2 separate regions of the Homo sapiens genome follow, and region 2 is linked to region 1. A link is an interaction called in ENCODE POLR2A ChIA-PET data of the cell type or tissue named here. Cell type or tissue: Panc1. All regions are shown on one strand.

Region 1 (5,000 bases):
GGAGGTAATGGTCTGTTTAAATGCATCCATGGAGGACCTCTGCCTTTCACAGTGTGCCACAGTGAGCTGATGGTTGGTTGACCTGAGTCTTTTATTCACTTTTATAGCAACTCCACAGTTCTTACCATTACCATTGCCCCCATATCTTTCAAGTGCTATGGAGATCATATAAGCTGGTGCTTCCTTTTCTACCCCAATCCAACCCTGGTGAGCATTTCAGTGATTGTGATGCTACAGCCTACAGGAGTTTTCACAGCTACATTCACCAGCAAGAGTGCAGCTCGTGTTAGCATCTGACTGGAGTGAGCCAACTGCAGGATCAATCCTGAGATTACTTCTGGAACCACTTGTCTATATTGGATTTTCTCCCAAAGCAGAACCTGAGGCAAGGATAGTATGTGGGCACAGGCAATATTGGGAGGTAATCCCAGGAATTCAGATGAGAGGTGAGGAAATTGATTGATATAGGAAAAGGGGAAAAACCAATACAGTGTATGTTAATGAGCTGATTGCTCCTGTGGACAACTGGGGCTCAATCCTGCTAGGGAGTCCCTGAGCAACCATGTAGAACTGTCTCATGAGACATGCAGAAGCTGGAGCCCTTATCAACTGCCCTCTGTCCCGTAATGGTTTAACTTTCTTAGGGCATCAAATTCTCAGCACTTCAGAGGGGTCTCATGCATGGGCTGAGCAAGGTGCTCAAATCCCGTAGGCAAAGAGTCAGAGTCACAGTTGCCTGGAGAGTGTGTAGGAGCTGTCCACTACGGCCATGGGGTCTCAGACGTGGGCCAAGAGGTTTAGGAGGATAAGAGGAGGCCAGGCACGGTGGCTTACGCCTGTAGTCCCAGCACTTTGGGAGGCCGAGGTGGGCGGATCACAAGTTCAGGAGTTCGAGACCAGCCAGCCCAATATGGTGAAACCCCATCCTTACTAAAAATACAAAAATTAGCCGGGTGTAGTGGCACGCGCCTGTAGTCCCAGCTACTCAGGAGGCTGAGGCGGAAGAATCGCTTGAACCTGGGAGGCGGAGGTTGCAGTGAGTCGAGATGGTGCCACTGCACTCCAGCCTGGGAGACAGAGTGAGACTCCATCTCAAAAAAAAAAAAAAGATAAGAGGATAAAATTACAACTCAGTAATGTGGCTTACAAACCCTCCATGACCTGACCCCATGTGCTTTTCTAGACCCATTTGTTCAAATTCTCACTCCTCTCCCAACCACTGCCTTGTCCTCCACACACACACATACACACACAGAGTCATGCACACATGCAATTACTGCATTCTACATTCTGCCTATAGCCAACGTTTTGCATTTGCTTGATATTTCATTTCTCCATGCTTCCTCTTTTTTTCTGCCAAGAATGACCTTCCATGTACTGTTTTTGCCTATCAAAAACTTTCTGGGATAGTGGTGATGGTTGCACATTACTGTGAGTATACTTGATGCCACTGGAAATGACTTAAAAGTGGTTAAAATGGTAAATTTTAGCTTATTTATATTTTACCACAATAAAGATATTAAATCATTTAACATTAAAAATAAAATAATATTTAAAACAGAATTATTTTTTATTTCTATATTTATATATAAATATTAATCTTTTTCCATGAGGGTATAGGAAACAGGTTTTTTTTTTTTTTTTTCCAACTTTTAAGTCCAGGGCTACATGTGCAGGATGTGCAGGTTTGTTACATAGGTAAATGTGTGTCATGGTGGTTTGCTGCACAGATCATCCCATCACCTAGGTATTAAGCCCAGCATCCATTAGCTATTCTTCCTGATGCTCTCCCTCCCCCCTTCCCCTGACCCCGACAGACCCCAGTGTGTGTTGCTCCCTGCCATTTGTTCATGTGTTGTCAACATTCAACTCCCACTTATAAATGAGATCACGCAGTTTTTGGTTTTCTGTTCCTGCATTAGTTTGCTGAGGATAATGGCTTCCAACTCTGTCCATGTCCCTGCAAAGGACATGATCTCATTCCTTTTTATGGCTGCATAGTATTCCATGTCATGTATACGTACCACATTTTGTTTATCTAGTTTATCATTGATGGGCATTTCAGTTGATTCCATGTCTTTGCTATTGTGAATAGTGCTGCAAGGAATATACACTTGTTTGTATCTTTATAATGATTTATATCCCTTTGGGTATATATCCAATAATGGGATTACTGAGTCAAATTGTATTTCTGCCTCTAGGTCTTTTTTTTTTGAGACAGAGTCTCACTCTGCCACCCAGGCTGGAGTGCAGTAGCATGATCTCAGCTCACTGCAACCTCCATTTCTGGGGTTCAAGCAATTCTCCTGCCTGAGACTCCTGAGTACCTGGTTTTCCCAGCACTGTTTATTAAGCAGGGATCCCTTTTCTCATTGTTTGTTTTTGTCAGGTTTGTTGAAGATCAGATGGTTGTAGGTGTGTGGTCTTATTTCGGAGGTCTCTTTCCTGTTCCATTGATCTATGTGTCTGTTATACCAGTACCATGCTGTTTTGGTTACTGTAACCTTGTGGTATAGTTTGAAGTTGGATTGCATGATGTCTCCAGCTTTGTTCTTTTTGCTTAGGATTGTCTTGGCTATTCAGCCTCTTTCTTGCTTCCATATGAATTTTAAAATAGTTTTTCTAATTCTGTGAAGAATGTTAATGGTAGTTTAATAGGAACAGCATTGAATCTATAAATTACTTTGGGCAGTATGGCCATTTTCACAATATTGATTTTTCCTATCCATGAGCATGGAATGTTTTCCCATTTGTTTATATCCTCTCTGATTTCCTCAAGCAGTGACTTGTAGCTCTCCTTGAAGAGATCCTTCACTTCCCTTGTTAGGTCTATTCCTAGGTATTTTATTCTTTTTGTAGCAACTGTGAATGGGAGTTCATTCATGATTTGGCTCTCTGCTTGCCTGTTGTTGGTGTATAGGAATGCTAGTGATTTTTGCACTTGCTTTTTGTATCCTGAGACTGCTGAAGTTGTTTATCAGCTTAAGAAGCTTTTGGGCTGAGACTATAGGGTTTTCTAGATACAGGATCATGTCATCTGCAAATAAAGGTTTGATTTCCTCCTTTCCTATTTGAATATGCTTTATATCTTTCTCTTGCCTGACTGCCCTGGCCAGAACTTCCAATGCTGTGTTGAATAGGAGTGGTGAGAGAGGGCATCCTTTTCTTGTGCTTATTTTTAAAGGGAATGCTTCCAGCTTTTGACCATTCGATATGACATTGGCTGTGGGTTTGTCATAGATGGCTCTTACTATTTTGAGGTATGTTCCTTCAATACCTAGTTTATTGAGAATTTTTAACATGAAAGAATGTTGAATTTTATCAGAGGTCTTTTCTGCATCTATTGAGATAATCATGTGGTTTTTGTCTTTAGTTCTGTTTATGTGATGAATCACATTTATTGATGTGTGTTTGTTGAATCAACCTTGCATCCTGGGATGAAGCCAACTTGATTGTGGTGGATAAGCTTTTTGATGTGCTGCTGGATTCAGTTTGCTAGTATTTTATTGAAGATTTTTGCATAGATATTCATCAAGGATATTGGCCTGAATTTTGTTGTTGTTGTATCTCTGCTAGGTTTTAGTATCAGGATGATGCTGGCCCCATAGAATAAGTTAGGGAGGAGTCCCTCCATTTCCATTGTTTGGAATAGCTCCAGTAGAAATGGTACCAGCTCTTCTTTGTACCTCTGGTAGAATTCAGCTGTAAATCCATCTGGTCCTGGGCTTTTTTTTTCGGTTTGTAGGCTATTTATTACTGCCTCAATTTCAGAATTCATTATTGATGTATTCAGGGATTCAGTTGCTTCCTGATTCAGTCTTGGGAGGGTGTTATGTGTCCAGGACTTTATCCATTTATTCTAGATTTTCTAGTTTATGTGCATAGAGGTGTTTATCGTATTCTCTGATGGTTATCTGTATTTCTGTGGGATCACTGGCGATACCCCATCATTATCATTTCTGATTGTGTCTATTTGATTCGTCTCTCCTTTATTAGTCTAGTTACTGGCCTATCTCATTTATTATTTTTTTCCAAAAAGCCAGCTCCTGGATTCATTGATTTTTTTTAAAAGGGTTTTTTGTGTGTCTGTCTCCTTCATTTCAGCTCTGATCTTGATTCTTTCTTGTCTTCTGCTAGCTTTGGTGTTTGTTTTCTCTTAGTTCTGTAGTTATTTTTGTTGAGATATTAGGTTGTTAACCTGAGATCTTTCTAACTTTTTGATGTGAGCATTTAGTGCCATAAGTTTCCCTCTTAACACTGTTAGCTGCATCCCAGAGATTCTGGTATGTTGTCTCTTTGTTCTCATTAGTTCCAAAGAATTTCTTGATTTCTGCCTTAATTTCATTGTTTACCCAAGCGTCATTCAGGAGCAGGATGTTCAATTTCTATGCAGTTGTGTGCTTTTGAGTACATTTCTTAATCTTGAGTTCTAATTTGATTGTGCTGTGGTCTGAGAGACTGTTATGATTTCAATTCCCTTGCATTTGCTGAGGAGTTTTACTTTTGATTATGTCATCAATTTTAGAGTAAGTGCCATATGGCGATGAGAAGAATGTATATTCTCTTGTTTTTGGATAGAGAGTTCTGTAGATATCTATCAGGTATACTTGATCCAGAGTTGAGTTCAGGTCCTGAATATCTTTGGAAATTTTCTGTCTCAATGATCTGTCTCCCACTATTATTGTATGGGAGTCTAAGTCTCTCTAAGAACTTGCTTTATGAATCTGGGTGATCCAGCATTGAGTACATATATATTTAGCATAGTTAGCGCTCCTTGTTGAATTGAACCCATTACCATTATATAATGTCCTTCCTTGTGTTCTTTGACTTTTTGTTGGTTTAAAGTCTGTTTTGCCAGAAAGTAGGATTGCAACCTCTGGTTTTTTCTGTTTTCCATTTGCTTGGTAAATTTTCCTCCATCCATTTATTTTGAGCCTATGTGTATCTTTGCACATGAGATGAGTCTCTTAAAGATGACATACGGATGGGTTTTGGCTCTT
Region 2 (5,000 bases), 300 kb after region 1:
TCCTATAGAATTTTGTCCTAGAAATCCTTCTACCAGAGACTCTAGAGTGAGTTAAAATGCCAGCTCCTTGTACCTTATTATTCCATCGTTACGGAATACCAACATCAGCATCTTATCACATACAAACTCAGCTGAGTGGGGGCAGAGAGCAGGGTTCCAAGGAAGAAAAATTAAGAATGGGACTGTCTGGGGCACTATGGGGTAGGCACTTCCCTTGGACCAGCCAAGAAGAGACTTCTCATGGAGGCTGAAGGCCTGTTGGTAAAGGGGTGGGAGCAAACCCCCTTCATGGGCATGCCACCAGATCATTCACATATGGCCCCACACTTAACAGGACCTCATGCTCAGTTTAACACTCTGCTGTCAGTCACCATCTTGAAATTCTTAATTTTCTAACATGGGATTCCACATTATCATTTTGCACTGGGCTCTAAAACTGAAGATAAGGATGCAAAGAGAGAAAACGGAAAGAGGCACAAGAAAAGTTATTCCATCTTCATGGTTTTGCATAAGATCCTGTGGTCAGCAGAGCATGGTGGCTCATGCCTGTAATCCCAGTACTTTTGGAGGCCGAGCCAGGAAGATCACTTGAGATCAGGAGTTCAAGACCAGCCTGGCCAACATGGCGAAACCCCATCTCTACTAAAAAACACAAAAAATTAGCTAGTAATTGTGGTGCATGCTTGTAATCCCAGCTGCTTGGGAGGCTGAGGCAGGAAAATCCCTTGAACCTGGGAGGCAGAGGTTGCAGTGAGCAGAGATCGCACCACTGCACTCCAGCCTGGGTGACAGAGAGAGACCCTGTCTCAAAAAAAAAAAAAAAAAAAAAAAAAGACCCTGTGGTCAAAGCCAGGAAGCTTGCAGGATGGCCAGGAGGACAGAGACAGCAGAGAAGCCTCAGGGTGAGCACCAACTAAGGGTTCATGTGTCTCTTAATGAGAGACAGGCTTCTGAGATGTCAGAATGAGGGGGCTTTGGGAACCTCTCGCTTGACATTCTCACCACAGATTTTGCAGCCTCCTTCTCTGCCCTTCAGTAAGACCATCTGTTTCTTGTCACTGATGGCTCAGGCTTTTCTTTGAAGCTGAAGACTAAGAGTTGGATGTCTTTTGCTAATATCACATCACTGACTTTCATAATATTCCAGGAGGTAGCCAGGCAATAAGGTTAATCATAGCTGTGCTGCACACAAAGAAACAATTGCAGCAGAGATGCTAGAGTTCATACAGTACATTTATCATAAAGCTGAACTTTTTTTTGGTAATAATCAGTGGTTACGCCTTGCTGGGAAACAGTCTCAATCACTAATATCATATCTAAGAACGTGTAAAATACCCTCCTGGTTGACACACTATGGTTAGGCATGTCCCCTATCCCTTTCATGATTTGAAACAAAAGATGACAATCTGCTTTATCTAATGCATTTCCTCCGTGAATTCATCATTAGCATTGTCATCTTCCTTTCCAGATAAGAGTTCTTCACGTACAACTAGTCAAACATTTATGTCCTTACATGCAGTTTTTTTTCTTCAGTACAAACGGGAATGCAAATTGATTGAACACTTTGTTCTTCACCTATAACTAAAATAAGGCTGAAAAATGACAAGCATTGCATGAAGGAAAGTCCCCTCTTTGACATTTTTATGAACATCTTTATAAACATTTCATATATTTGGCTCTGTGCTAGACTTAAAGCAAATCCAAAGATAATCTTTGTCCTGGGGCAAGTAATCTTATATCTAGAACACATGGAAGAACACACACAAATGCTTCCTCACTGTTCAGAGGGGGGCCGCAGAATGCGGATACAGAACACCCATGAATTGAGTTGCAGATATTTATTATGCTATGAACATAATACGTTAAAGAACAGAGGAGCTTTTCATTTTAATACAAAGAAGCAGAACGGAGACAGGGGTTTTGCTAATCCTCAAATGAAACAACAGAACGTTTCCAGAGTGACGTACCAGCACGGCCCTGGTGGCCAAAGGGAACTCCCGTTTGTTGTTTATATGCTGTTCTGGGCTATGTCCTTTGCAGTTAATCCCTCATTTAGTCTCCATGAGACATTTCACATTGCCAGCATTGCATAAATATTTGTTTAATGATGACGGATATGAATGTAAATCTTCGGCTCCCAAATAGAAATTTCACTGGGGCTCTTTTAGTCCTATAGAAATTACTTAATGAAAGTTTTTTAGTCCTGTGGAAATCATAAGGTAAAAATAAGAATGAAGAAAGTTTCTTTTTTTTTTTTAAAGACAGGGTCTCGATCTGTCACCCATGCTGGAGTGCAGTGGTGCCATCTCAGCTCTCTGCAGCCTCGACCTCCTGGGCTCAAGTGATCCTCTCACCTCACCTCTGAATACCTGGGACTACAGGCACATGCCTGACTAATTTTTGTGTTTTTTGTAGAGACGAGGTTTAGTCATGTTGCCCAGGCTGGTCTTGAACTCCCGGGCTCAAGCAATGAGCCCACCTCGGCCTCCCAAAGTGCTGGGGTTATAGGCATGAGCCACAGTGCCTGGCCGGAAGCCTCCTTTTAACACCCTTCTCCAGTGATCTTCTCTTCTCTACTTCTTGTCCCCGAAGAGCCTCTCCTTAGGATGGAGAGAAAGAAAGAGGCAACAAGAAAGGGTTGGTCTCCTCGCTGTCGTTGGAGCTGGTTCTTCATTGTCCCAAGAGGTAACCGGAAACATAGAAGCTCCGAGACTGTTTTATTCGTCCTCTCCCACTCAATAGGATGGTCTTTTAGTCTCAGCTCGAACAGTACAGTAAAAGGACCTCAGCATCTCCTGGAATACCCTATTCAACTTTTGAAACAAAAATGTTAAGAAAGTTATTTCACATGTTGAATTAAATATCTGTCTCTTTTTAATTTCTATCCACTGGCTTTGAACTTCTGGAGGGCTTTCTAGCCCCTTTCTCTCTCCAGCCCTTACCATTGGCCTGGAAGAGAGCCATCTTTGTAGAACAATGGAAAGCTGGAAAGGGTCCAGGTTATGCACAAACTGGGAAGTTGACATGCTGTACTGGTCAGAAACATGATGCTTAGAACAAAAAGAATAATAGGGGCCGGGCACAAGTGGCTCATGCCTGTAATCTCAGCACTTTGGGAGGCCGAGGCGGCAGATCACCTGAGGTCAGGAGTTTGAGACCAGCCTGGCCAACATGGCGACACCCAGTCTCTATGAAAAATACCAAAATTAGCTTGACGTGGTGGTGTGTGCCTGTAACCTCAGCTACTCCGGAGGCTGAGGCAGGAGAATCAATTGCTTCCATCCAGGAAGGTGGAGGTTGCAGTGAGCCGAGATCACGGCATTGCACTCCAGCCTGGGTGACAGAGTGAGACTCTGTCTCAAAAAGAAAAAAAAAAAAAGAATAATAGGAACAGATCCTAGGGGAGGCTGGCAACTTTGGGTTTGAACACGTAAGTAATCCCAGTTACAAATCACAAACTAGAAAATTCCAGTAGGCAATCTGAAGTCAAGAAGGAAGTGGTAAGAACTAAGAATAAATGAAATCATTCATGATGAGTGCACACTTTAAGAAGAGAAAAATGAGGTCATTATAGCCCAAAGCAGTTATGTTAATGAGATTACAAACAAGTTAACAGCATTATGACTCGAATATTAGTTTTATAGTAAGATAGAGAATAATAATATGCCAGTAAACCAATCAGAAAGAATAAAAATAGTAAAGTTTACATAAATGACTAATGAGGAAATAAGATATAAATATTAAGTGGGAGGAAAAGAGTGTTATTGGCAATTGGGCTGAACCTGAGACCTAGCTACATGGTAGATGTGGTGGACTACAGGAATTCGCACCTAATAATTGATCATTATTTGTCAAATGAATCCCTAATTATTGCATCAACTTTATGAGGTGGTGGAAATTAACATCCCCATATTTCACAGATGTTAATAATTTGCCTACAGAGAGTGAGCAAGCCAATAAGTTTGAATTTCTTTGACTCTAGCACTTTGCTGCTTCCCCAAGATGACACACTATTTCCCTGGATTGGAAGACAGAGCTTTCTGGGCCAGCCAGGGTGGCTTATGCCTGTAATACCAGCACTTTGGGAGGCCAAGGCAGGTAGATCACCTGAGGCCAGGAGTTCAACACCAGCCTAGCCAACATAGTGAAACCCTGTCTCCACTAAAAATACAAAAAATTAGTTGGGCGTGGTGTCTTGTGCCTGTAGTCCCAGCTACTCAGGAGGCTAGGACAGGAGAAAAGCTTAAACTTGGGAGGCAGAGGTTGCAGTGAGCTGAGATCATGCCACTGCACTCCAGCCTGGGTGACAGAACAAGACTCCGTCTCAAAATAAAAATAATTTTAAAAAAAGACAGAGCTCTCTGAAAGGGTGTCAGTTGATGGGACTTAGGAACTTTCTGCTAATTTTTAATAATATTAGCCCAATTGCATGACCTGTTATGACTAATTGGAAGATTGGATAGATAGATGGATGGATGAAAGGATGGATGGATGGAATAGAATCACAAACAAGGAGGCCTTCAATAGTCAAAGAATGAAAGTATGGATCTAATCATCATTACCTGTCACTCGGATCGCCCTTGGGCCTGGCCCACAAGAACTTAAGTTTGGGTCCTAGGGAGAGGGGCTCCAAACAGAATCTAAAGGACAGTTCTCTAAGATGAGAGCATGGCACTGGGTCTCCTCATATAAATGGTGTTGGCACTCAGCAGGGAGAGAGGTATTCTCTTCACTTCATCAAAGTCCAGACTCTGGCAGCACTGGCTTTGAGGGCCCTGCATGCAAATGCTTCAGGTTCTCAGAGCCTTTGGCTCAGTGAGTCACCTTCAGTTCTGCAGAGCACTGATGAGGAATAACTCAGATGAACATTAATGGCAGATGGTAGTAATATCTTGGAAGCTGACTTCATAGAGAATTGCAAAATGTACATGTTACTTCTTGTTTTTTTTTCTTTTTTTTTTTGAGACAGAGTGTCGCTCTGTCGCCAGGCTGGAGTGCAG

Evidence for each region. ChIA-PET counts read pairs that join two places held together with the same protein. Peaks named below come from ENCODE experiments on the same cell type or tissue, not always from the same donor. Only the 100,000 strongest peaks of a DNase experiment are listed, where the experiment ranks them.
Region 2: POLR2A ChIA-PET joins it to region 1 with 9 read pairs; 2 of 35 experiments call an interaction of 5 or more read pairs at or near these places.

The regions. Positions count from the first base shown.
Region 1 is chr6:138,078,201-138,083,200 of GRCh38, reverse strand. No RefSeq gene overlaps it. Among named protein-coding and RNA genes, the nearest start is that of PERP, 27 kb to the left of the region's middle. In Panc1, no CTCF peak of the experiment used is centred here; no DNase peak of the experiment used is centred here; H3K27ac peaks cover 3,931 bases.
Region 2 is chr6:137,773,960-137,778,959 of GRCh38, reverse strand. No RefSeq gene overlaps it. Among named protein-coding and RNA genes, the nearest start is that of LINC02539, 37 kb to the right of the region's middle. In Panc1, no CTCF peak of the experiment used is centred here; no DNase peak of the experiment used is centred here.